Regions from separate parts of the Homo sapiens genome. Here region 1 is linked to region 2. Evidence: read pairs that join two places in POLR2A ChIA-PET (ENCODE). Cell type or tissue: A673. All regions are shown on one strand. Each heading gives the region's core, and the rest is flanking DNA. Links, peaks and the distances in the headings are about the cores only.

The links. ChIA-PET counts read pairs that join two places held together with the same protein. Peaks named below come from ENCODE experiments on the same cell type or tissue, not always from the same donor. Only the 100,000 strongest peaks of a DNase experiment are listed, where the experiment ranks them.
Region 1: POLR2A ChIA-PET joins it to region 2 with 5 read pairs; 13 of 35 experiments call an interaction of 5 or more read pairs at or near these places.

What each region holds. Positions count from the first base shown.
Region 1 is chr12:53,513,443-53,525,948 of GRCh38, forward strand. It overlaps ATF7-NPFF (ATF7-NPFF readthrough), which reads right to left. Exons shown (of 15, transcript NR_159377.1): 10 at 11,122-11,319; 11 at 9,834-9,942; 12 at 3,573-3,912. It overlaps ATF7 (activating transcription factor 7), which reads right to left. Exons shown (of 12, transcript NM_006856.3): 10 at 11,122-11,319; 11 at 9,834-9,942; 12 at 1-3,912. The coding sequence ends at 3,695. ATF7-AS1 (ATF7 antisense RNA 1) reads left to right here and starts at 542. Exons shown (of 3, transcript NR_046221.1): 1 at 542-609; 2 at 911-1,039; 3 at 2,067-4,166. RefSeq lists a silencer at 2,439-2,680 and an enhancer at 3,647-4,146. In A673, for the core only: no CTCF peak of the experiment used is centred there; no DNase peak of the experiment used is centred there.
Region 2 is chr12:53,627,600-53,640,105 of GRCh38, forward strand. It overlaps the pseudogene RPL31P51. Among named protein-coding and RNA genes, the nearest start is that of ATF7-NPFF, 7.5 kb to the left of the region's middle. In A673, for the core only: no CTCF peak of the experiment used is centred there; a DNase peak (open chromatin) is centred at 4,792; H3K27ac peaks cover 989 bases.

The DNA.
Region 1 (12,506 bases), core at 3,394-8,393, 110 kb before region 2:
TCTGCCTTAGGATCCCCACCTTTCCTGTTCTTCCAGACACCCCCACCCCCGTCAAACATTAAGTCTAAAGAAAGCAGAAAGAGCATATCAACAAGGCATATGTGATATAGCTAGGAAGACTGGAATCTAAACAGGCTGGTTATGAAATTTAAAAAAAATAATGTATTTCCTTCCTGTGTATATAATGTACAATATTAATGAAAAATTAATGATTTGGGGATGGGAAGGAAGTTATGAAAAAAGGAGAAAACTGGCGGGGATAGCTGTATCAGGGGCTAGCACCTTTAAGGAGCCTCTCAGTGTGGAGCAGGGGAGCCCCAGAAACCACAGGAAGAATTTTTTTGGTGTCTGTTTGGTGGTTCAGGCTGTACATAGGGCACGGTTGGGGTTAAGCACTCCATCTACCAGGATGGGTGGTGCTAGAGGGCAGTGAATCAAGAAAGGAGCCAAAACCAACAGAACAGGGATAGAGAAGTGAGCGAGAGGAGGTTCAGTTTGCTCAGTCCCTCTTTAACCACTACTTAGAGTACATGGTCTAATGCTTAGGGCCAAGGAGGGAGGTGAAGGCTAAGGAAGTCAGATTTGAGATGCATAACCAGCAGCAAAAGAGTAAGTAAAGGGGGCATGACTTTTTTTTTGTTGGCCTCTCTAGTATTGTGGGAGGCTTTCTTAGACTTTTCAACTCTAAGCAAACTTTCTGTTAGGGGAATGGGGCAGAAAGTGAGCAGACCAGAAGACCTGGTTCTGTCCCCTCCCTCTGTGGCCTTGGGTACGTGGCAGCTAGCTAGAGTGCTTGTGTATCGAGCACTCACATTGGAGTGGGGTGGGAAGCCTGAGTCCTGTATTCACATGAACGAATTCAGGACACCCACCATACACTCAGCTCCTTTCTGAAAGTGTCCTCCCTTAGGCCTCTAGAAACGCCATGGACTTTAGGAAGGGCCAAGTGACACCTTCCATGATGTTTGGTTCTGGTCCAGATGGATCTGGAAGACAAAGATTTGGGGAGAGTGACCACATGGCTGGTAGCAATAACAAGGTAAGTGAAGTTACCTTTGACTATCAGAGAAGTTTCAGGGCAGCAATTATTCTGCCTCCTTAGTGAGACTGAGAACCAACTCAAGAACTATCTAGGGGGTTCTGACCTGCTGCTTCCTTATTTCAGTGCCATTTTGTTACTGTGGTTCTGGCAGTGCTCCTCACTGAGGTCCCGTACACATCTTCCCACTGATAAAAATGAAGTTAGGACTAGATAATTAGTCATGGGGGCTAAGAAATAAAAAAGACCCGCTACATAAATTAGCCACCCAACACAGGGACAGACTGGCAGGGCATGTATGCAGTTACAAATTAATTCTTAACTGTAAAAACACTTGACTGAAGGGGGAAGAAAAATAGTCAAGAGTCTTAGGAAAGCTCCTTAGGAGCCATAAACTCAGTCAAGCTTTAGGGCAAGGCTGCTACTGGGAAATCAAGACAATAAAAAAATGAAACAAAACTCTAAAGCAGGAGAAAATCCCAGGGAGCAGCCAGCTAAAGGGGAAGTCCTGAGCACAAGTTACGGCTGTGAATTTTTAAAGGCAAAAGTGAAGTCCCTGGATGTGGTAACCTGCGTCCTGACCATCTGCCATAACATTTGCTAGTCTGAATCACTTCAGGGCCTATTCCTGTTGGGTACCTGATGGTAGAGGATGAGAAAACCGTGTTTTCTCTCCTTTGTCTTTAGGGGTGTGGCCTGTTCAGCACCAGCTCTGAAAAGCAGGAGGGGAAATTTAAAACAAATGCAGCAGAACCTGTTACCTGACTGGTTCACTAGGACAGGATATCACTTTAAGGAAACGGGAATCTTGTAGCTTAGAACATTTTCTCATTCCCCTGTGACAGTCAATTTTGGAGACAAAATAAGAAAGGAAGCTGGCAGTTATTTTGTATGTATGTTTAAGATGGAGGTAGGAAAGATGGAGAGAAGGACATTCTTGGCTTGCACAGATGGCAGAAAGTGGCTCTGGGACAACTGGAAGGGTTTCATACGGAAAGGCAATTAAAGCTGACCTATCTATCCACAGGCCTCTGGCTCTGAATTGCTTCCTATGGTCCTGGTAGAAACTGCATAGTTCAGAGCCAAGGGGAGATGAGAAGCCTTAACGTGGAAGAGGGACAAGAGAGATGAATTGCTCCCTCTGCAACCCAACTCTTCAAAGTAAGAATGGTTGAGAGCAATAGTCACCAATTTCCCAGGCCAGAACCTGGGGTCCTTTGCTGGGACCAGTTCTGCACTTTCCCTCTCCTCTTCCTCCCTCCTTTCAATCTTATACTCAAGTAAACCCACTCAGCATCTTGGCTATGACGCTTCAAGATCCTGGAGCACTGCATGTAAAGAGAAGAGAGAAGAAATGGGTTGAAGAAACTCTGGAGGACCTGGAAGACCTAGTGGCTAAGCTAGGAACCTGGTGAAAGAGAAAGAAGATAGTCCAGACGGTGATGGGCACTTGTGAACAGAAGACTCTAGCTCAGAAAAGCAGACAGATGTGTGAGGGGGAGAGATGGGGTAGAACAAAGGAACTCGAGAGTCCCCTACATGACAGCCTCCAGGAGGGCTGAGTCTGAAGTAGTTACAGAAGAGAGACAGGGGCGGTAATGTTGATAGGGGAATGAAGAGAGAGAAGCAGGAGCAGAAAAATGACCAAAGATGACAATATGCTTTGGCCGGTAAACTCTTATAAAACATAAAGGAATCGATTAATCCCTAACTTGATGGAACAAGCTTTGAAATACTTTGTTCCTGTCTGCCCTGATGGTTAAACTAAAGAAGGAGGGAGGGGAGGAGACAGAATCAGCCAGTCAGATTCTGGGCCCTTCCCTTTTCACTACCAAGCAATCTTTAATAATAAGGCCACAAAATGAGGTTGCCAAGGCTTAGTGGGGTGGTGGGAAAGACCCCACCACTACACTAAAGTCAAGGGACAAAATGAGGTACCCAAATAGCTCTGCAAATAGATGAAAAAGAATTAGAACTCTTGAGGGTTTCTTTCTTTTTGGTGGCAGGTAGAGAGAAGGAATAAAGCTTATGGAAAAACTGGAAAATACTGCTACTTCATACATCAAAGGTAACCTTACATTCTCCGTAAGTGAATGTTTTAACTAGAATTAAGGAAGAGGAAAAAGGAAACGGGTAAATAAGCAGCTATGGGAGACCTGAGTCCTGAGTCCATGGGGTGGCTGGGGCTGGGTCAGCGGGTAATATGTCATCAAATCTAGCCTCCCTCTATCTGGCAGGAAGTGGCATGCTGGTAAGGAACAAAAAGGTAACAGCCACGGCTTAGTGGGAAGAGAGGGAACTGAGAAACCCCAAACCTAGAAGTGCCAAGGGTTAGTGTTAAAAGAGACAGATACACGTGCATGGGGCAGGGGTGATTGTTCGGACCATCTGGAAAGGCCTTTGGCTGTGGATGCATCAGAAACCCCACCCTGGGGGATGATCTATGAGGCTCCGGGGCTGGGAGGCCCCCAGCACAGGTGTCAAACGTACATGACCACATGGCTAAAAAGCCCCATATCTGTCCATTACTCACAACACACAATTCCCCCCACCCATATTGCCATGTCCAAGGCAGATGGGAGGGGATAAGATGACATCTCTCTTGGCTCTTGGGCGGGCGAGCTCTGGCTGAGGACCTCTCCACCAGAGGAGGCATCATCTGCCCGCAGACTGGGACTGTGGGGTCATGATTACATGCGATTGTATCGGCATGCTCAGTTCTGTCCTTTGGCTGGCCATCTGAGTGAGGACCGAGGTGGCCACAGCTTCAGCTGCAGAGCGAACACTGAGGCCATTGCTAGGGGCTGTTGCTGAGCTGTGCTGAATCACAGGGGCTGGAGAACCCGTTGGCTCTGAGCTTTCCTTGGGGCTTTCTGCCAGGAAGGAGGGCAAAGAGCAGAGAGCAATTGGTTAGAAAACAGAATGGGGAAAGAGGCAGGACTACCTTTTGCCATAATTCTAAAGGAGCCCAAAAGGGAAATGAAACCCATCTTTTTTTTGGGGAAAACTTCCCAGAATCCTGGCTTCTAAGTCATAAATGGGCTAGGAAATGGGAAGTTGTAAGAAGGGAAGAACTAGGCCAAAATTAACCTATCTATTCCAATAAAATGAATCTCCAACATGTTAATTACACTGTCTGGTTTCTAGGTCTTTGCATAGTTCATTACCAACTCTTATTATTATTCATTACTTCTATTCTTTCTTGTTTTTAAGAGATAGGGTCTCAAGTGATCCTCCTGCCTTGGCCTCTCAAAGTGCTGGGATTATAGGCATGAGCCACTGCGCCTGGCCTTCATTTCTTTAAAGATGATTTAAAATAGATCTCTTTTTAGCCATCCTCTTTGATTAATTCTCACAGGAACTGAATTATTCCATTATTTTATTTATTTATTTTTTTTCCTAAGACTGAGTCTTGCTCTGTTGCCCAGGCTGGAGTGCAGTGGTGCAATCTCAGCTCATTGCAACCTCTGCCATCCAGGTTCAAGTGATTCTCGTGCCTCAGCCTTCCGAGTAGCTGGGACTACAGGTGCACACTGCCACACCTGGCTAATTTTTGAATTTTTAGTAGAGATGGGGTTTTGCCACGTTAGCTAGGCTGGTCTCAAACTCCTGACCTCAAGTGATTGGCCTGCCTTGGCCTCCCAAAGTGCTGGGATTATAGGCGTGAGCCACTGTGGCAGGCCTATTCCATTATTTTTAATGTTCCTTTACCATGTAGTTGTACCACAGGTAAGTCTGATAGATATCAAGCTATAATTAAATGATATTATGAATGGCCAGTCCCTGGCCCGGGTTCAGTTAACATGTAAAACTACAAAGAAATCTTAAGACCCTCCTGACTAAAAATTAGCTAGGCATTAATGATTATAAAACATTATAAGTTATGCCACTCCACCTAAAGTGACACTAACATTTTACTACTAAACACAACTACCTGAGCTACATACAATGGTAACTCCATGTTGCTCATTAGTCAAATGTTTTTAAAATTTTTTTAGAGGGTCTCACTCTGTCACCCAGGCTGGAGGTGCCATGGCACAATCACAGCTCACAGCAGCCTTCAACTGCTGGCCTCAAGCCATCCTCCTGCTTCAGACTCCCAAATTGCCGGGATTACAGGTATGAGTCATCACACTCAGCAAGTCAAGGAGTTTTATTAAACATCGGATAGCCTCTATGGCTGCTTAAACAGAAATATGTGGAAAAAAGGCAAACGTTCCATAGTCAGTTGTATTTCTGACATCCTGATGAATGCCTGAGTCTTCTTTTAAGATTCAAATATGGCCGGGCGCAGTGGCTCACGCCTGTAATCCCAGCACTTTCAGAGGCCAAGCTGGGCGGATCAGGAGGTCAGGAGATCGAGACTACCCTGGCTAACATGGTGAAACCCCGTCTCTACTCAAAAAAAAAAAAAACCAAAAAATTAGCTGGGCATGGTGGCGGGCGCCTGTTGTCCCAGCTACTTGGGAGACTGAGGCAGGAGAATGGTGTGAACCCGGGAGGCAGAGCTTGCAGTGAGCCGAGATTGTGCCACTGCACTCCAGCCTGGGCAACAGAGCGAGACTCCGTCTCAAAAAAAAAAAAAAAAAGATTCAAATATTGCGTCCTCTGTGAAGCCATCTTTGTTACCCTCAGTACATTAACTGTTTTATTCTTTGTGTTTTCACAGCATATATTCATCAAACATTTTACTGAGCATCATCCATGTACCAGGCATGGGTACACAGAGAAGAAAACGGGAACCCTATCCTTAGGAAGCTCCCAGTTTAGGGGCTTTTTAACTGGGATATCTATCCTTACCTCATCCACAGGTTTATATGACCCTATGATTCTCTCAGAGGTAGTGACAGTGTCTTATTCATCATGTGTCAGGTACTTACATAATATCTATACCACACAGCAGGAACTAAATACATCTTTGCTATAATGAATATGTAAGGCCGGGTGCGGTGGCTCACACCTGTAATCCTAGCACTTTGGGAGACAGAGGTGGGCAGATCACATGAAGCCAAGAATTGGAGACTAGCCTGGGGAACATGGTGAAACCCCGTCTCTACTAAAAATACAAAAATGAGCTGGGCGTGGTGGTGCCCGCCTGTAGTCCCAGCTACTCGGGAGGCTGAGGCAGGAGAAAAAAAAAGAATAAGTAGTTTAATGGATTAACTATGTATCAGAGTTCTTGCAGGGACTAAGTGGAAAACTGACCGTATATAGATTATATACTGATAAACAGTCCTTATCCTCTTTAGCCCATCAACAGGATTTGTTTTTTTGGTATTTTTTTAGACAGAGTCTTGCTCTATCACCCAGGCTGGAGTGCAGTGGCACTATTTTGGCTCACTGCAATCTCTGCCTCCTGGGTTCAAGCGATTCTCCTGCCTCAGCTTCCCAACTAGGTGGGACTACAGATGCACGCCACCATGCCTGGCTGATTTTTTTTATTTTTAGTAGAGATGGGGTTTCACCGTGTTAGCCAGGATGGTCTCGATCTCCTGACCTCGTGATCCGCCCGCCTCAGCCTCCCAAAGTGCTGGGATTACAGGCGTGAGCCACCGAGCAACAGGATTTAAAATCACTGAACTTCTTGAAACACTTTTTTATTTTGATTTACAGAATACCACATTTGGCTCTGTAGCTGGTTTTCCTCCTCACTTCCTGGTTGTTTCTTCTCAGTCTCTTGTGGGTTCTTTCTCATTTCTATGAACTGTAAATGTTGGAGTACCCCATGGTTCATTCCTGGGACTTCTCTTTTTCTAGCTCTGCTGTCTCCCTTGGGAACTTCATCTGGTTTCAATGCTTTAAAAACTAACTATGGCCAGGTGTGGTGACTCACACATGTAATTCCAGCACTTTGGGAGGCCAAGGCGGGCAGATCCCTTAAGTCCTGGAGTCTGAGACCAGCCTGGCCAATATGGCAAAACATCATCTCTAAAATAACAAAAAAAAATTAGCTGGGCATGGTGGTGCACGCCTGTGGTCCCAGTTACTCAGGCTGAGTGGGGAGGATCACTTGAGAGCCTGGGAGACAGAGGTGGACCCTGCCTCCAAAAAATCCCAAACCAAACAAAACCAAAACTAGCTATATGCTGCCGACTCCCAGAGTTTTATCTTCAGCCTTTCCTCTGAATTACAAATCCATATAACCAACTGACTGCTTGACATCTCCACCTGTAAGCCTAATAGGCTCCTTAAACTCAGTTTGTCCAAAACTGAGTTCCTGATATACCTCCCAAACCATTTCCCCTACACTTTACCCTATCTCAATTAATGACAACTTCATTCTTGTGGTTGCTTAAGCCAGAAACTTTGGTGTAATTTTTTATTCTTTTTCTCATATATACCATCCCATCTGCTCTCATCACTTTAACTTCAAAACATATCCTGGATTCAGCCTGCTCTCGTCACTTTCACTACCGTCATCCCTTGCTTGTATTACCGTAACAGCCCCTAAGTGGACTGCCTGCTTCTGCCCTTGTACCCCTGATGTCCTGTTCAAATGTAAGTCAGATCAATTTTTTTTTTTTTTTTGAGACGGAATTTCCCTCTTGTTGCCCAGGCTGGAGCGCAATGGCACCATCTCAGCTCACTGCAACCTCCGCTTCCCAGGTTCAAGTGATTCTCCTGCCTCAGGCTCCCAAGTAGCTGGGATTACAGGCGCATGCCACCACGCCCAGCTAATTTTTTGTATTTTTAGTAGAAGCAGTTTCACCATGTTAGCCAGGCTGGTCTCGAACTCTCGACCTCAGGTGATACGCCTGCCTTGGCCTCCCAAAGTGCTGGGATTACAGGCATGCGCCCAGCCTAGTCAGATCAATTATATCACTTTTCTGCTGAAAACCCTCTAATGGCCCCCAGTGTGGAGTAAAAGCTGAGATCCTCACCATGACTGATGAGACCCTACATAAAATGCTGCTATTACGTCCCCTACTTGTCTCCAACTACTCTCCACCCCCAACTCCAGCTGAGCCTCCTTGATGTTCCTAGATGTACCAGGTACCTTGCGACTTTGCATCTTTGCAGTTGCTGATCCTCCTCCCTATAGTACTTTTCTTCCATATAAATGCATATAGCTCCCTCACTTCCTTCAGGTCTTTATTCAAAAGCCACCTAATCTAAAATTTCTATCCTGCTGCTAACATTTCATATTACCCTTCCCTGTTTTATTTTTCTTCTAACATTTACTGTTATCTAACATGTCATATATTTTACCTATTTATCTTGTTTATTGTCTGTCTCACCCACTAAAATATAAGCTCCTCAAGGGCAGGGATTTAATCTAATTTATTTGGTTCCCTATTATATCCCCAGCATGAAAAACAGTGACTGGCACAGAATAGACATTCCATCAATATCTGCTTAATGAATGAATGCACCCTGAAGTACATATTAAAATTAAAATTTAAGTAGAGATGTTTAAAATTGGTGATATAGTTACTCCTTTTCTATGGGAACACATCTCTGAAATAATACAGTGGAAAAATAATACAATATATCAAAGTTTGAGAGCAATAGTTCTATGAATTTAATTTGTAAAAAGAAAACTAGCATTTATTAGCTTTTATTGACCATAGGCAAATTATTCACAGTAATTTTAACTTCAGAATTGCACATGTCCTGAGCACAACTCTGTGGCCATTGCCTTCTAGCAGTATTTTATGTGCACTCATAGATTACAAACTGAAACCAACGTCAGCCTATCATTAGATAAAATGTACCCTATATCCCAATGTATCATCTGTGGTTTATGTGTTTTCTAGGCCAAGACAGTATCTTTGGAATAAGAAATACCTAGATGTGCTGGGCGCGGTAGCTCATGCCTGTAATCCCAGCACTTTGGGAGGCTGAGGCAGGTGGATCACCTGAGGTCAAGAGTTTGAGACCAGCCTGACCAATATGATGAAACCCTGTTTCCACTAAAAACACAAAAATTAGCCAGGCATGGTGGCTGGTGCTTGTAGTCCCAGCTACTCCGGAGGCTGAGACAGGAGAATTGTTTGAACCTGGGAGGCAGAGGTGGCAGTAAGCCGAGATCGTGCCATTGCACTCCAGTCTGGGTGACACAGCAAGACTCTGTCTCAAAAACAAAAAAAAAACAACATAGATGTGCCGGGCGCGGTGGCTCACACCTGTAATCCCAGCACTTTGGGAGGCTGAGGAGGGTGGATCACGAGGTCAGGAGATTGAGACCATCCTGGCTAACTTGGTGAAACCCCGTCTTTACTGAAAACACAAAACATTAGCTGGGCATGGTGGTGGGCGCCTGTAGTACCAGCTACTCGGGAGGCTGAGGCAGGAGAATGGCGTGAACCTGGGAGGCAGAGCTTGAAGTGGGCCAAGATCGTGCCACTGCACTCCAGCCTGGGCGACAGAGCAAGACTCCGTCTCAAACAAAACAAAACAAAACATAGATGTAAATCTTGGCTTCACCACTTTCCCAGCTTGGTAACTTTGGCTAAATGACCTAATCTGAGTGCAGAGTGCAGTTTTCTCACATATAAATGTAGATAATATCCATTTCATGAGAGACTTGGGAAGACTGTAGCATGCCTAACACAAAATATGCACCCGGTAAATATTGCTACCCTTCAACCCCCAACTATAACAGATAATTAGCTCTATATCGTCTACAAAAACATTTTTTTTCTAGGTCTGGTTGCTCCACAAGGGCCACTCACTCATCAGCGTGGGGTCCCCAGAACATTCAGAATGGAGTTATAAAATTATAAGCAGTTGAGACACTCAGTACATGCAGTTTACTGACTGACTGACTTAGCTTAGGTTGTGTGCCACTCACCTAAATAGCCTTGAGTCTTTTTCTGTAGTGCAGTGACTGGGCAGTCTTTATGAGCTAACAGTAGCTGTTTCAACTGGGCCACCTCATTGCGTAGTAATGTGACTTCATTCTGAGGAGGGAGGGAAGAAAAGAGTATCAAGAAAATTCATCCTCTACTCTTGCACCCTCAGTGGCTGTTCCCAAAGGAAGGACAGAATATTGCCTCGATTTTCTCCCCTGAATTGGGACAAGACTCCTGATCCAGCAAGGCTTCACAGAGCCCAGGGCCAGTATAGTCATGAATTCAATGACAGGAGTTGCTTACAGTGAAAAGTCAGGATTTATAATAGAAACATTACTCCTGTTTAAGATAAATATGATTCTACTGAAATTAGTAATACACATGCTCTTTGACTAAGAAAGCCTACTTCTAGGAATCTACATAACAGAACTGTTTACTCAGGTGCATGCAATGTTCATTGCAACATTGTTCTAGCAAAAAATTAGAGCAGTATCAATATCCATACCTTATAACATCACTACACTACAGAATATACTACTATACAGCTATTAAAAAGAATGAGGTAGATCTCCCATATCCATGGCTAGATCTCCAGGAAACACTGTTAACCTGCTTATGTTAAAACAAGCACACAACCCCTCCAGCCCTACACAAGAACTATAAATAAAAAATATTTAGGAATATGAATCTGTCTGGAAGGTACATACTGAATGTATCTACAGGAAAGAGAACGGGACTAGAAAAGGCAGATTAAAGAGGGACTTTGTTTCTATTCTGTACATTTGTGTGTATATTTTATAATAGAAATGTATTTATATATTGCTTTTTAAATTTAATATTTTAATAATCAGAAGGAAAAATAACATTCAAGAGAAGGTATGGATTATAGATTATAATTATTCTATTTGTGCTTGTAGCACTTTTTTCTTTCTCTCTTTTATTAAGCTGCATTATCTAGGGCAAACACATTTCCCTTTTGGTTTTCATGACCCCAGTCAGATTCTACAGATGATTTAAAAGAGCACCCTGGGGTGCTTAATCTAATTCCTTCATCCAAATGCGTTTAAGGATGACTCTAATAGGAGATTTGGGGGTAGATGGTGAGTGTCTTCACCAATACCTATGAAAGAGATTTCAACTCTGACCGTTAAGAGATTCTTCATGGGACAACTAGATCTGTCCTAATTAGAGAATTACCATCTTCTATCAAATTGTACCACTTTTTTCTGATTCCATCCCACTTTCTGGATTTTCAACAATTCCAATAAGCATCCAGGACCCACTCACACTCAGCTGAATGTTCTGAGAAGTGAGTTCTTCGGCCTTCTTCTCTAGGGAGGACACCCACAGCTTTCGCTTTTGGCGGCAGCGGGAGGCTGCAGCCCGGTTGCGCTCCAGAAAGCGCTGCCGTCGCTCATCTGGATCTTCATCTACTGTGCGCCGCCGTCGCCCCCCAGTACTAGGGGTGGGCTGAGCTGGTGAGACCTGGTGCCCAGGAAGGAAGAGAGGTTACTTGATGGGAACATTAATCCTTTCCAAATCACACCTGATGTTAGGTAGAGTAGTAAGATCTGGTAAAAGGATATACCAGCCTCTGGTAACCACAGCAAGTCTCATTACTATGTCCCCAAGCTTCCCTTTTGTAGGAGTCCTCAATTTTGCCTCCTATTTCCTTCCAGTCTTCTCAGTCTCATACTTAGACAAACTACAGTTCATTTGGAAACTCTGATTATTTATAAGACAGACAGACAAATGAAACCACGGTTACTTTTTGTTTCTTAACAATACGGAATCTTGACCGGCACAGTGGCTCGCGCCTGTAATCCCAGCACTTTGGGAGGCCGAGGCGGGCAGATCACCTGAGGTCAGGAATTCAAGACCAGCCTGGCTAACATGGTGAAACCTCATCTCTACTAAAAATACAAAATTAGCCGGGTATGGTGGCGTATGCCTGTAATCCCAGCTACTTGGGAGGCTGAGGCAGGAGAATTGCTTGAGTCCAGGAGGCGGAGGTTGCAGTGAGCTGAGATCATGCCATTGCACTCCAGCCTGGGCAACAAGAGCGAAACTCCGTCTCACAAAACAAAACAAAACAAAAAGGGAATCTTATAGGCAGGGAAATCAGAATTGGGGGAGGATTTTAGGGGAACTTTTAGGGAGACTGTGAAATAAAAAAGTTTGAGAATCACTGATTTGGACAAGTGATATGTACAAACAATTACATACTATTACAGGTTTCAGAAATGGAGACAAATGTTCTTATCCATTTCACTGACAGTGACATATGAGTTATTATGGGGAGATATAGATAAGTGTATTATTTTTATTTATAATCAGTTATTAATCATACTGAAGAACCCCCTTTTGTTTATAAACAAAAAATGTTTAATCCCTTTACAAATTGGTGATATAGGACTGTCTTGTTTTTAAAGTTCAAGCTGAAGTTCCTTGTCACTAAAGCATTTTTGGATCATCCCTTTCTGTTAGTTGGGATGCACTTGGAGAAGAAAGACCAATTTTATAATAGAAGCCAAAAATTTCTTAAAATGTAGAAAGGTCAACCATCTGTAGAAAAAAGTTCAGCCTTGAACACAGGCTTGAGCTGCAAAGGTCCACTTACATGCAGATTTAAAAAAATAAGTTATACCGACCAGCTGGGCATGGTGGCTCAT
Region 2 (12,506 bases), core at 1,957-6,956:
CCCTGTCTCGATAAATAAATAAAATAAATAATTTTCTTAAAATTTAACGAATTGTAGTTGACTTAAAATATTATCTATGGAATCTCTGTTCTCTCCTTTTGCAGCTTTATGTTACTCAGCTTTCTGAACTTTCTGTCTAGCATCTCATCTATCCTCACAGCACCCTCTGAGAGGTAGGAAGAATCTGGGTGATTTCTCCCTAGATACCTAAAATGAAACAGATGTAAAATCTTTCTTTCTTATGTAGTGAATTGAGAAAAGTTGAGAGGAGTCTTGGCTTCCAAACTATTCTCCCCTAAAACAATTCCTACTTAAAAGAATACAGTGATGGAAACATACCTTAAATATATAAGAAAAATTTGTATGTTGGCCGGGCGCAGTGGCTCACGCCTGTAAATCCCAGCTACTCAGGAGGCCGAGGCAAGAGAATCACTTGAACCTGGAAAGCGGAGGTTGCAGTGAGCCAAGATCCCGCCATTGCACTCCAGCCTGGGCAACAACAGCGAAACTCCGTGTCAAAATAAATAAATAAATAAATAAATAAATAAATAAATAAAAATAAAATCAGAGGGAAAAGGATTCTACAAATCGTGGTGGAACAATTGGCTATCGCTGTATACATGCAATAGCTAATATTTATAGATTTTACTATGTTCCAGGTACTATTCTAAATTGATGTTTTTTGTTTGTTTGTTTGTTTTTGTTTTTTGAGACGGAGTCTTGATCTGTCACCAGGCTGGAGTGCAGTGGCACGATCTCAGCTCACTGCAACCTCCACCTCCTGGGTTCAAGCGATTCCCCTGCCTCAGCCTCCCGAGTAGCTGGGACTACAGGCGCACGCCACCACACCCAGCAAATTTTTGTATTTTTAGTAGAGACGGGGTTTCACCATGTTGGCCAGGATGGTCTCAATCTCTTGACCTTGTGATCTGCCCGGCTTGGCCTCCCAAAGAGCTGGGATTACAGGCATGAGCCACTGCGCCCGGCCTTTTTTTTTTTTTTTTTTTGGCAGGGTCTCCCTTTGTTGCCCAGGTTGGAGTGCAGTGGCATGATCACTGCTGACTGCATCCTCGACCTCCCAGACTCAAGCAATCCTCCCAACTCAGCACCCCAAGTAGCCAGGACTACAGGTACATGCTACCATGTCCAGATGATTTTTTAAAATTTTCCAGGCCGGGTGCGGTGGCTCACACCTGTAATCCCAGCACTTTGGGAGGCTGAGGCAGGTGGACCACGAGGTCAGGAGTTCAAGACCAGCTTGGCCAACATGGCAATCCTGTCTCTACTAAAAATACAAAAATTCGCTGGGTATGGTGGTGGGCATCTGTAATCCCAGCTACTTGGGAGGCTGAGGCAGGAGAATTGCTTGAACCCGGGAGGCGGAGGTTGCAGTGAGCTGAGATCATGCCATTGCACTCCAGCCTGGGTGACAGAGTGAGACTGTGACTCAAAAAAAAAAAAATGTCTGTAGACACTAGGTCAGGCTGGTCTTAAACTCCTGGACTCCAGTGATCCTCCCACCTTGGCCCCTCAAAGTGTTGGGATTACAGGCATGTAAAGAGGCCCGGCCTCTTTATTGTTGAGTTATAAGAATTCTTTATATATTCTAGATACTAGATGCTTATCAGATATATGATTTGCAGATATTTTATCTCATTCTGCAGGTTAGTTGTCTTTTCACTTTCTGATAGTGTCCTTTGAAGCTCAAAAGTTTTTTTTTTTTTTTTGAGTTGCCCAGGCTGGAGTGCGGTAACGCAATCTCGGCTCACTGCAAGCTCCACCTTCCGGGTTCATGCCATTCTCCTGCCTCAGCCTCCGGAGTAGCTGGGACTACAGGCACACGCCACCACGCCCAGCTAATTTTTTTGTATTTTTAGTAGAGACGGGGTTTCACCGTGTTAGCTAGGATGGTCTCGATCTCCTGACCTCATGATCCGCCCACCACGGCCTCCCAAAGTGCTGGGATTACAGGCATGAGCCACCGCGCCCGGCCTGAAGCTCAAAAGTTTTATATTTTGATAAAGTCCAATTTATCTTGTTTGTGCTGTTGGTGTCATATCTATATCTAATAAACCATTGCCTAATACAGTATCATAAAGATTTACACGTGTGCTTTCTTCTAAGAATTTTGTTGTTTTTAGCTCCTACATTTAGGTCTTTGATTCATTATGAGATAATTTTGTATATGGTATGAGGTAGAGGTCCAATTTCGTTCTTTTCCATGCACAATTGTCCCAGCACCATTTGTTGGAAAAGATATTATTTCCCTCATTCAATCCTCTTGGCACCCTTGCCAAAACTCATTGGACCTTAAATATATTGGTTTACTTCTGGACTTTCAATGTTATTTCGTTCTTCTATATGTCTGTCCTTATGCCAGTATCAAAAGGCTTGATAATTTTAGCTTTGTAGTAAGTTTTGAAATTAGGAAGTATGAATCCTCCAATTTCGTTCTCTTTTTTCGAGATTGCTTTGGATATACTGGGTCCCTTACATTGCCACATGAATTTTAGGGTCAGCTTGTCAATTTCCACAAAAAAGCCATCTAGGATTTTAATAGGAATTCCCTTGAATCTGTAGATCAAGGAGTATTGCCATCTTAACAATATCGTATTCCAATCCACGGACATCGAATGTCTTAACATTTATTTAAAGCTTCTTAATGTCTTTCAACTGTATTTTTTGTAGGTTTACTTTGTTTTTTATTTTGTATTTTTTTGATTTTTAAATTTTTTTAGAGACGGGATTTCACCATGTTGCCCAGGCTGGTCTCAAACTCCTGGGCAACATGGTGAAACCCCATCTCTAATGGGGTTAGATCCACCCACCTTGGCCTCCCAAAGTGCTGGGATTACAGGTGTGAGCCACCTCACCTGGACTTATTTTGTTTTTTAAGTTAGAGACAGGGTCCCGCTTTGTTGCCTAGGCTGGTGTCAAACTCTTGGTCTCAAGCAGTTCTCCCACCTTGGCCTCCCAACGTGATAGGGTTACAGGCATAAGCCACTGTGCCAAGCTGTGTTTTGTGGTTTTCATTGTACAAATCTTGTGTTTCTCTTGTTAAACTTACTCATATTTTTTATTTTCTTTTTTGAGACGGGTCTCACTTTGTCACTTAGGCTAGAGTGGTGCAATCATAGCTCACTGTAACCTCCAACTTCTGGGCTCAAATGATCCTCCCACCTCAGCATCCTGAGTAGCTAGGACTACAGGTGCATGCCACCATGCCTGGCTAATTTTTTTTTTTTTTTTTTTGCTCTCCTGCCTTGGCCTCTCAAGGTGCTAGGATTACAGATATAAGCCACCATGCCTGGCCTCTTTCTTTTTTCAGTTAGAGATGGGGTCTTGCTATGTTGACCAGGCTGGTCTGAAACTCCTGTCCTCAAGGGATCCTCCTACCTCAGCCTCCCAAAGTGCTGGGTTTACACATATGAGCCATTACACCTGGCAAGTCTTTCATTATTAAGTGTGTTGTTAGCTGTTGTTTTTTTGGTAGCTGTACTTTAATCAAAGTGAGGAAGTTACCTTCTATTCCTAGATTGTTGAGTGTTTTTATCATGAAGGAGTGTTTGATTTTATCAAATGTTTTGTCTATTTAGATGATCATGTGGTTTTTGTCTCCTGTTAATATGGTGTATAACATTGATTAATTTTCATTTGTTAAACCAACCTTGCATTTCTGGGATAAATCTCAGTTGGTCATAGGGCATAATCTTTTTACATGTTGCTGGATTTAAGTTTTCTAGTACTTTGTTGAAGATTTTTGTGTCTATATTTATAAGAGATGTTAGTCTGTAATTTTCTTCTTGTGATGTCTTTATCTGGTTTGATTACCAATCAGGGTAATACCGATCTCATAGAATGAATTGAGATATGTTGTCTTCTTTTTTTTTTTTTTTTTTTTGGAGATAGGGTTTCACTCCCATCACTCAGGCTGGAGTGCAGTGGTGCGATCTCAGCTTACTGCAGCAGACTTCACTTCCTGGGCTCAGATGATTCTTCCACCTCAGCCTCCCAAATAGCTGGGACTACAGGTGCGTGCCAACATGCCGGGCTAATGTTATGTATTTTTAGTAGAGACATGGTCTTGCCATGTTGCCCAGGCTGGTCTCTAACTCCTGGGCTCAAGTGATCCCCACACCTCAGCCTCCCAAAGTGCTGGGATTACAAGCATGAGCCACTGCACCCAACCTCCTCTTCTATTTTTTTAGAAGAGTTTGTGAAGAATTGGTGGTATGGCCAGGTGCAGTGACTCATGTCTGTAATCCCAGCACTTTGAGAGGCTGAGGTAGGAGAATTGCTTGAGGTTAGGAGTTCAACCTGGACAACATAGTGAGATCCTATCTCAACAGAAAATACTATGTGTGTAGTGCCAGGAATCATGGTGGCACATGCCTGTAGTCTTAGCTACCTCAGAAGGCTGAGGCAGGAGGATTGCTTGAGCCCAAGAGTTGGAAGTTGCAGTGAGCTATGATCTTGCTACTGCACTCCAGTCTGGGCAACAGAGCAAGACCGTGTAGAAAGAAAGAAAGAGAGAAAGAGAGAGAGAGGGAGAGAGGGAGGGAGAGAGGGAGAGAGGGAGGGAGGGAGGGAGGGAGAGAGGGAGGGAGGGAGGGAGGGAGGGAAGGAAGGAAGGAAGGAAGGAAGGAAGGAAGGAAGGAAGGAAGGAAGGAAGGGCAAGACCCTGTCTAAAGAAAGAAAGAAGGAAGGAAGGAAGAGAGAGAGAGGGAGGGAGGGAGGAAGGGAGGAAGGGAAGCGGGGAGGGAGGGAAAGGAAGAAAGGAAGGAAGGAAGGAAGGGTGTTAAGTGTTCTTTAAACATTTGACTGAATTCACCAGTGAAACAACATGGTCCTGGGATTTTCTTTGTGGAACTTTTTTATTTTTAATGAGTAATTCAGTCTCTTTTCTTGTTATGGGTTTATTTAATTTTTTAAAATTTCCTCTTGAGTCAGTTTCAGTAGCTTGTGTCGTTCTAGGAATTCTTATATTTCATCTAGATTATCTAATTATTGGCATGCAATTTTCATAATATTCCCTTATAATCATTTTTATTTCTGTGAGCCTGATGATAACATTCTTTGTTTTATTCCTGATTTTAGCAATTTAAGTCTTCTCTCTCTCTCTCATTTTATTTTTATTTTTGAAAGCAATTTTATAACTTTATTTGATGTATCTGACTATCAGCAGTTAGTTCTCATCCACATTGCCTGTAGATTTTTGAAAGCGGTAACGGGTACATTGGTAACCAAAGTATAGAGCTTATTTGGTGAATCTTCATCCTCATTATGTTTTCTGGACAACCGCATACGGATAAGGTCTTGGACATTCCTTATTCCTTTGGCCCAGACAGCTTTGTTGAGTCTAGTATCAATGCGCACATCTGGAGTTCCCATCTCCTTCATGGCAAATTTCCAGATCTCTTTGCATGCCCAAGGGGAACGCTTCTTGAAGCCCACTCCGTGGATGCACCTGTGAAGGTTGACGGTGTATTCTCGGTCACCACCTTGTTGATGACAGAACAGCCCTTTTTCTTCTCGCCACCCTTCTTTGCGGGCCATTCTGCTGGGCCCAAGTTGGAAAGCTTTATTTATTTATTTATTTGAGACAGGGTCTTGCTCTATTGCCCAGGCTGAAGTGAAGTATGTGCATAGCTCACTGCAGCCTTGAGCTCCTGGGCTCAAGCGATCCTTCTGCCTCAGCCTACTGAGTAACTAGGACTACAGGTACATGCCACCATGCCAGCTCAGCTAATTTTTTGAATTTTGTTTTGTGTAGACACATCTCACTTTTGTTGCCCAGCCTGGTCTCAAACTTCTGGCTTTGACCAGGAATGGTAGCTCACACCTGTAATCCTAGCACTTTGGAAGGCTGAGGCAGGTGGATTGCTTGAGTCCAGGAGTCCAAGACCAGCCTGAGCAACAGGGCGAAATCCCTGTCTACAAAAAATACAAAAATTAGCCAGGTGTGGTGGTTCACACCTATAGTCCCAGCTACTAGGGAGGCTGAGTTGGGAGGATCGCTTAAGCCCAGCAGTTCGAGGTTGCAGTGAATGGCATGTCACTGCACTCCAGCCTGGGCAACAGAGTGAGACACTGTCTCAAAGAAAAGCCAAAAAATCCCCCCAAAAAGTCCTGGCTTCAAATGATCCTCCTGCCTCAGCCTCCCAAACTGTTGGGATTACAGGCATGAGCCAGCAGGCCCAGCTGAGTCTTCTCTCTTTTTATCTTGGTCCATCTAGCTAAAATTTTGTCAATTTTGTTCATCTTTTCAAAGAATCAACTTTTGGTTTCATTGATTTTATCTATTATTTTTTCATTCCTTATTTCATTTATTTCCAGTCTAGTCCCATGCTGGAGTGCAGTACCCCGATCATAGCTCACTGCAGCCTCAAGCTCCTGGGCTCAAGTGATCCTCCCATCTCAGCCTTCTAAGTAACTGGGACTACAGGAAATTGTCACCATGCCTGGCTAATTTTTTTTTTTTTTTGGTTTGTTTTTTGGGTAGAGATGGGTCTTATGTTGACCAGGTTGGCCTCAAATTCCTGGCCTCAAGTGATCTTCCCATCTCAGCCTTCCAAGTAGCTAGGACTACAGGCAAGTGTCACCATGCCTGGCTATTTTTTTTTTTTTTTTTTTTTTTTTTTGTAGAGATGGGTCTTACTATGTTGACCAGGTGGGTTTCAAATTCCTGGCCTCGAGTGATCTTCCCGCCTTAGCCTCCCAAAATGTTGTGATAATAGACATAAGCCACAGCTCCTAGATGCTTTTTTTCTTTGGTTTAGGCTATTGATTTGAGGTCTTTTTTCTTTTTAAAATTTATTCATTTACAGCTATAAAATTCCCTCTAAGCACTGGTTTAGCTGCATTGCATAAAATTTTAATAGGTTTTGTTTTTATTTTTATTTATTTCAAAGTGTTGTCTAACATCCCTGTAATTTCTTCTTTGATTCATTGTTTATTTAGGAATATGTTTTTTATTTTCCACATATTTGTGAATTTCTCATTTTCTTCTGTGATTAATTTCTAATTTTATTCCATTATGATTACAAAACATACTTTGCATTATTACAATACTTTAAAATTTATGAGTTATTTTTTGGCCTAAAATATATTTTATACTGAAAAATTTTTTCATGTACACTTTATTTTTATTTATTTTTTTAGACGGAGTCTCACTCTGTTGCTCAGGCTGGAGTACAGTGGTGCAATCTCAGCTCACTGCAACATCTGCCTCTCAGGTTCAAGTGATTCTCGTGCCTCAGCCACCCCAGTAGCTGGGATTACAGGCGCTGAGGTGGAGTCTCACTCTGTTGCCCAGGCTGGAGTGCAGTGGCACAATCTCAGCTCACTGCAACCTCTGCCTCTCAGGTTCAAGCAATTCTCTTGCCTTAACCTCCCAAGTAGCTGGGATTACAGGCATGCGCCACCACACCTGGCTAATTCTTATAGTTTTAGTAGAGAAGGGGCTTAGCCATGTTGGCTAGGCTGGTCTCGAACTCCTGGCCTCAAAAGATCCAGCAACCTCAGCTTCCCAAAGTGCTGGGATTATAGGCGTGAGCCACTGCCCCTGGCCCTCATGTGAACTTTAGAAGGATATATATTCTGCTATTGTTAGGTGGAGTGTTTTATAGATATCTGTTAAGTCTAGTTGGTTAATAGTATTGTTCAAATCCTCCCTTTCCTTGTTGATCTTTTGTCTAGATGTTCTATCCATTATTGAAAGTGGAGGTATTGAAGTCCTCAGTGATTATCATTGAATTGCTTATTCCTTTTTTTTTTTTTTTTTTTGAGGTGGAGTCTCACTCTGTTGCCCAGGCTGGAGTGCAGTGGCTGGAGTAGCAAGGACTCTCAGGTTCAAGCAATTCTCCTGCCTTAACCTCCCAAGTAGCTGGGATTACAGGCACACGCCACCACGCCTGGCTAATTTTTATATTTTTAGTAGAGATGGGGTTTCACCATGTTGGCCAGGCTGGTCTCGAACTCCTGACCTCAAGTGATCCACCCACTTTGGCCTCCCAAAAGTGCTGGGATTACAGGCATGAGCCACCATACCCAGCCTGAATTGCCTATTTCTTCTTTCAAGTCTGTCAATTATTGCTTCATGTTTTGGGAAGCTTCATTGTTAGATGCATTTATGTTTATAATTGCTACATCTTTTTCTTTTCTTTTCTCTTTTATTTTCCATCTTCTTGATTGATAAAATGGACCTTTTGCCTGGGTGCAGTGGCTCACACTTGTTATCCTAGGACTTTGGCAGGCCAAGGTGGGAGGATCACTTGAGCCCAGGAGTTTGAGACCAGCCTGGACAACATAGTGAGACCCTATCTTGACAAAAAAAAATTAAAAATTAGCTGGACATGATAGTGTGTGCCCATAGTCCCAGCTACTTTGGGGGCTGAGGTGGGAGGATTGCTTGAGCCCAGGAGTTTGAGGCTATAGTGATCCATGATCACATCACTACATTCCAGCCTGGGTGACAGAGTGAGACCCTGTCTCAAAAAAAGAGAAAAAGAGCCGGCATGGTGGCTCACGCCTGTAATCCCAGCACTTTGGGAGGCTGAGGCAGGTGGATCACGAGGTCAGGAGATTGAGACCATCCTGGCCAACATGGTGAAACCCTGTCTCTACTAAAATACAAAAAAATTAGCTGGGCGTGGTGGCACGTGCCTGTAGTCCCAGCTACTTGGGAGGCTGAGGCAGGGGAATAGCTTGAACCCGGGAGGTGGAGGTTGCCGTGAGCTGAGATTGTGCCACTGCACTTCAGCCTGGGGACAGAGCAAGATTCCGTATAAAAAAAAAGAAGAAGAAGAAAAGACAAAAGAAGAGACCATTTAATAATTTTTAAATGTCCTTCTTTGTTTCTAGTAACAATTTTTGACTTTCAGTGCTTTTTTGTCTTGTATTAGCACAAGCCAATTGAGATTACTTGGTTATTGTTTGCATCATGTATCTTTTTTCTTCCTTTTACTTTCAGCCTATAAATGTCTTTTTTTTCCTTTTTTTTTTTTTTTTTTTTGCTGTTAAAAAAAGTGAGGTTATTATTTAATTAGCAAGGCAGGGTCTTACTATGTTGTCTAGGCTGATCTCAACGTTCTGGCCTCAAGCAATCCTCCTACCTCAGCCTCCCAAAGTGCTGGGATTTCAGGCATGAGTGACCACATCAGGTATCAGCCTATAAGTGTCCTTGAATCTATAATGTGTCTTTCGCAGATAGCTTATAGTTGAATCATATTTTTTTGCTCACTATGCAAATTTCTGCCTTTTACATTTAATGTAATTCCTATAAGATAGAACTTATGTCTGCCATTTTGCTATTTGTTTCTATATGTCTTGTATTTCCCCTCCCATTCCAGCATTACTACTATCTTTTGTATTAAATAGTGTTCTATTTTAATTCCTTTGTCATTTCCTTTAATAATCTTTTGAGTTCTTTTCTTTTTTTTTTTTTTTTGAGATGGAGTTTCGCTCTTGTTGCCCAGGCGGGAGTGCAACGGCGTGACCTCTGCTCACCGCAACCTCCTCCTCCTGGGTTCAAGCAATTCTCCTGCCTCAGCCTCCCGAGTAGCTGGGATTACAGGCATGCACCACTATGCCCGGCTAATTTTGTATTTTTAGTAGAGACAGAGTTTCTCCATGTTGGTCAGGCTGGTCTCGAACCCCTGACCTCATGATCCGCCCGCCTTGGCCTCCCAAAGTGCTGGGATTACAGGCGTGAGCCACAGCACCCGGTCTTGAGTTATTTTCTTAATGGTTGCCCTGGGGATTAAAATTAATACCTTTATTTATAATAATCTAATCTGAATTAATATCAACTTAATTTTAACAGTAAATAAAAGCTTTGCAGGCCGGGCGCGGTGGCTCATACCTGTAATCCCAGCACTTTGGGAGGCCGAGGCGGGGGGATCACGAGGTCAGGAGATCGAGACCATCCTGGCTAACACGGTGAAACCCCGTCTCTACTAAAAATACAAAAAAAAAATTAGCCGGGCGTGGTGGCGGGCGCCTGTAGTCTCAGCTACTAGGGAGGCTGAGGCAGGAGAATGGCATGAACCCAGGAGGTGGAGCTTGCAGTGAGCCGAGATCGCGCCACTGCACTCCAGCCTGGGCGACAGAGCGAGACTCCGTCTCAAAATAAATAAATAAATAAATAAAAGCTTTGCTTCTGTATAGCTGTTATTTTCACCTTCCTCCTTTATGCAGTTATTGTCATACAAATTACATGTTTCTACCTTGTATGCCCATCAACATAGTTTTTTTTTTTTTTTTTTTTTTGAGACAGAGTCTCACTCTGACACCCAGGCTGGAGTGCAGTGGGGCAATCTTGGCTCACTACAACCTCTGTTTCTGGGGTTCAAACGATTCTTGTGCCTCAGCCTCCTGCGTAGCTGAGATTACAGGTGTGAGCCACTACACCCGGGTAATTTTTGTATTTTTAGCAGAGACAGGGTTTCGCTATGTTGGCCAGGTTGGTCTTGAACTCCTGACCTCAATTGATCCACCCGCCTCTGCCTCCCAAAGGGCTGATATTACAGGTGTGAGCCACCATGCCCAGCCCCATCCATATACATTTATAATTTTTAAATATAATTGTATTTTAAATATGACAAGAGAAAAGGAAATTTACAAGCAAAAATTGTATTTAAATATAAATTATATTTAAATACAAATAAAATTATATTTAAATATAAATAAAATTATAAATATAAAGACAGTATTGTCTTTATATTTACCTTATATAGTTATCTTTACTAAAGCTCTTTATTTCCTCGTATGGATTAGAGTTACTATCTAGTATGCTTTCATTTAAGCCTGAAGGACTCCCTTTAGTATTTCTTAGAGGACAGGTTTGTTAGTGACAAATTCTTTCAGTTTTTGTTCATCTGAGAATGTCTTAATTTCTTAATTTCTTCTTCGTTTTTGTTTTAGAGATGGGGTCTTGCTATGTTGTTCTAGCTGGTCTCAAAACTCCTGGTCTCAAGCGATCGTCCTGCCTCAGCCTCCTGACTAGTTGGGATTGCAGGCATGATCCACTGCACCTTCTTAGTTTTTGAGGGATACCTTTGCTGGATGTAGCGTCTTGGTCGACAGTTTTTTTCTTTTTCTTATTTATTTATTTTTGAGAAGGAATCTTGCTCTGTCACCGAGGCTGGAGTGCAGTGGCACAATCTTGCCTCACTGTAACCTCCGCCTCCATGGTTCAAGCCATTCTCCTGCCTCAGCCACCTGAGTAGCCGGGATTACAGGGATGCACCACCACACCAGGCTAATTTTTGTATTTTTAATAGAGACAGGGTTTCATCATGTTGGCCAGGCTGGTCTCGAACTCCTGACCTCAAGTGATCTGCCTGTCTCGGCCTCCCAAAGTGTTGGGATTTCAGGCGTGAGCCACAGCACCTGACTGACAGTCTTTTTCTTTTAGCTCTTTGATGTCATTCCACTGCCTCTGGCTTCCAAGGTTTCTGTTGATAAATCATATTGAGGATCCCTTGTACACATGAGTAACTTTTCTCTTGCTACTTTCAACATTCTTTCTTAATCTTTGTCTTTTGATGGTGTGGTTATGATGTGTGTAGTTGTGGATCTGTTTGAATTTTTCCTACTTGGAGGTGGTTGGACTTCTTGGATTTGTAAATTAATGCTTTTCATCAAATTGGGAAGTTTTCAGCCATTTCTTCAAATATTCTTTCTGTCCCTTTCTCTTCTCTCCTCACCTTGGTTTATTTGATGACATATGACAAGTCTCGGAGGCTCTGTTCATTTTTTGTCATTCCTTTTGATTGTTTTTTCTCAGATTGGATAGTCTCAGTTGACCTGCCTCCAGTTCACTCTTTCTCATTATGTCTGCTCAAATCTGTTGTTGAGACCTTGTAGTGGATTTTTCATCTGTTATTGTACTCTTCCACACCAATATTTCTTTCTCTCTCTCTTTCTCTCCTTCCTTCCTTCCTCTTCTTTCCCTCCCTCCCTCCCTCCCTCCCTCCCTCCCTCCCTCCCTCCCTCCCTCCTTCCTTCCTTCCTTCCTTCCTTCCTTCCTTCCTTCCTTCCTTCCTTCCTTTGAGACAGGGTCTCACTGTATTACCCAAACTATAGTGTAGTGGCACAATCTTGCCTCACTGCAGCCCTGACCTCCTGGGCTCATGCAATCCTCCTGCCTCAGCCCTCCAAGTAGCTGGGACTACAGGCACACACCACCACGCCCAGCTAATTTTTTGTATTTTTCGTAGAGACAGGGTTTCGCCATGTTGCCCAGGCTAGTCTTGAACTCCTGGACTCAAACCATCTGCCTGCCTTGGCCTCCTAAAGTGCTGGGATTACAGGCATAAGCCACCACACCCGGCCTATTTGGTTCTTTTTTTTTTTTTTGAGACGGAGTTTCACACTTGTTGCCCAGGCTGGAGTGCAATGTCGCCATCTCAGCTCACCTCCACCTCCACCTCCACCTCCCAGGTTCAAGCAATTCTCCTGCCTCAGCCTCTCGACTAGCTGGGATTACAGGCATACACCACCAT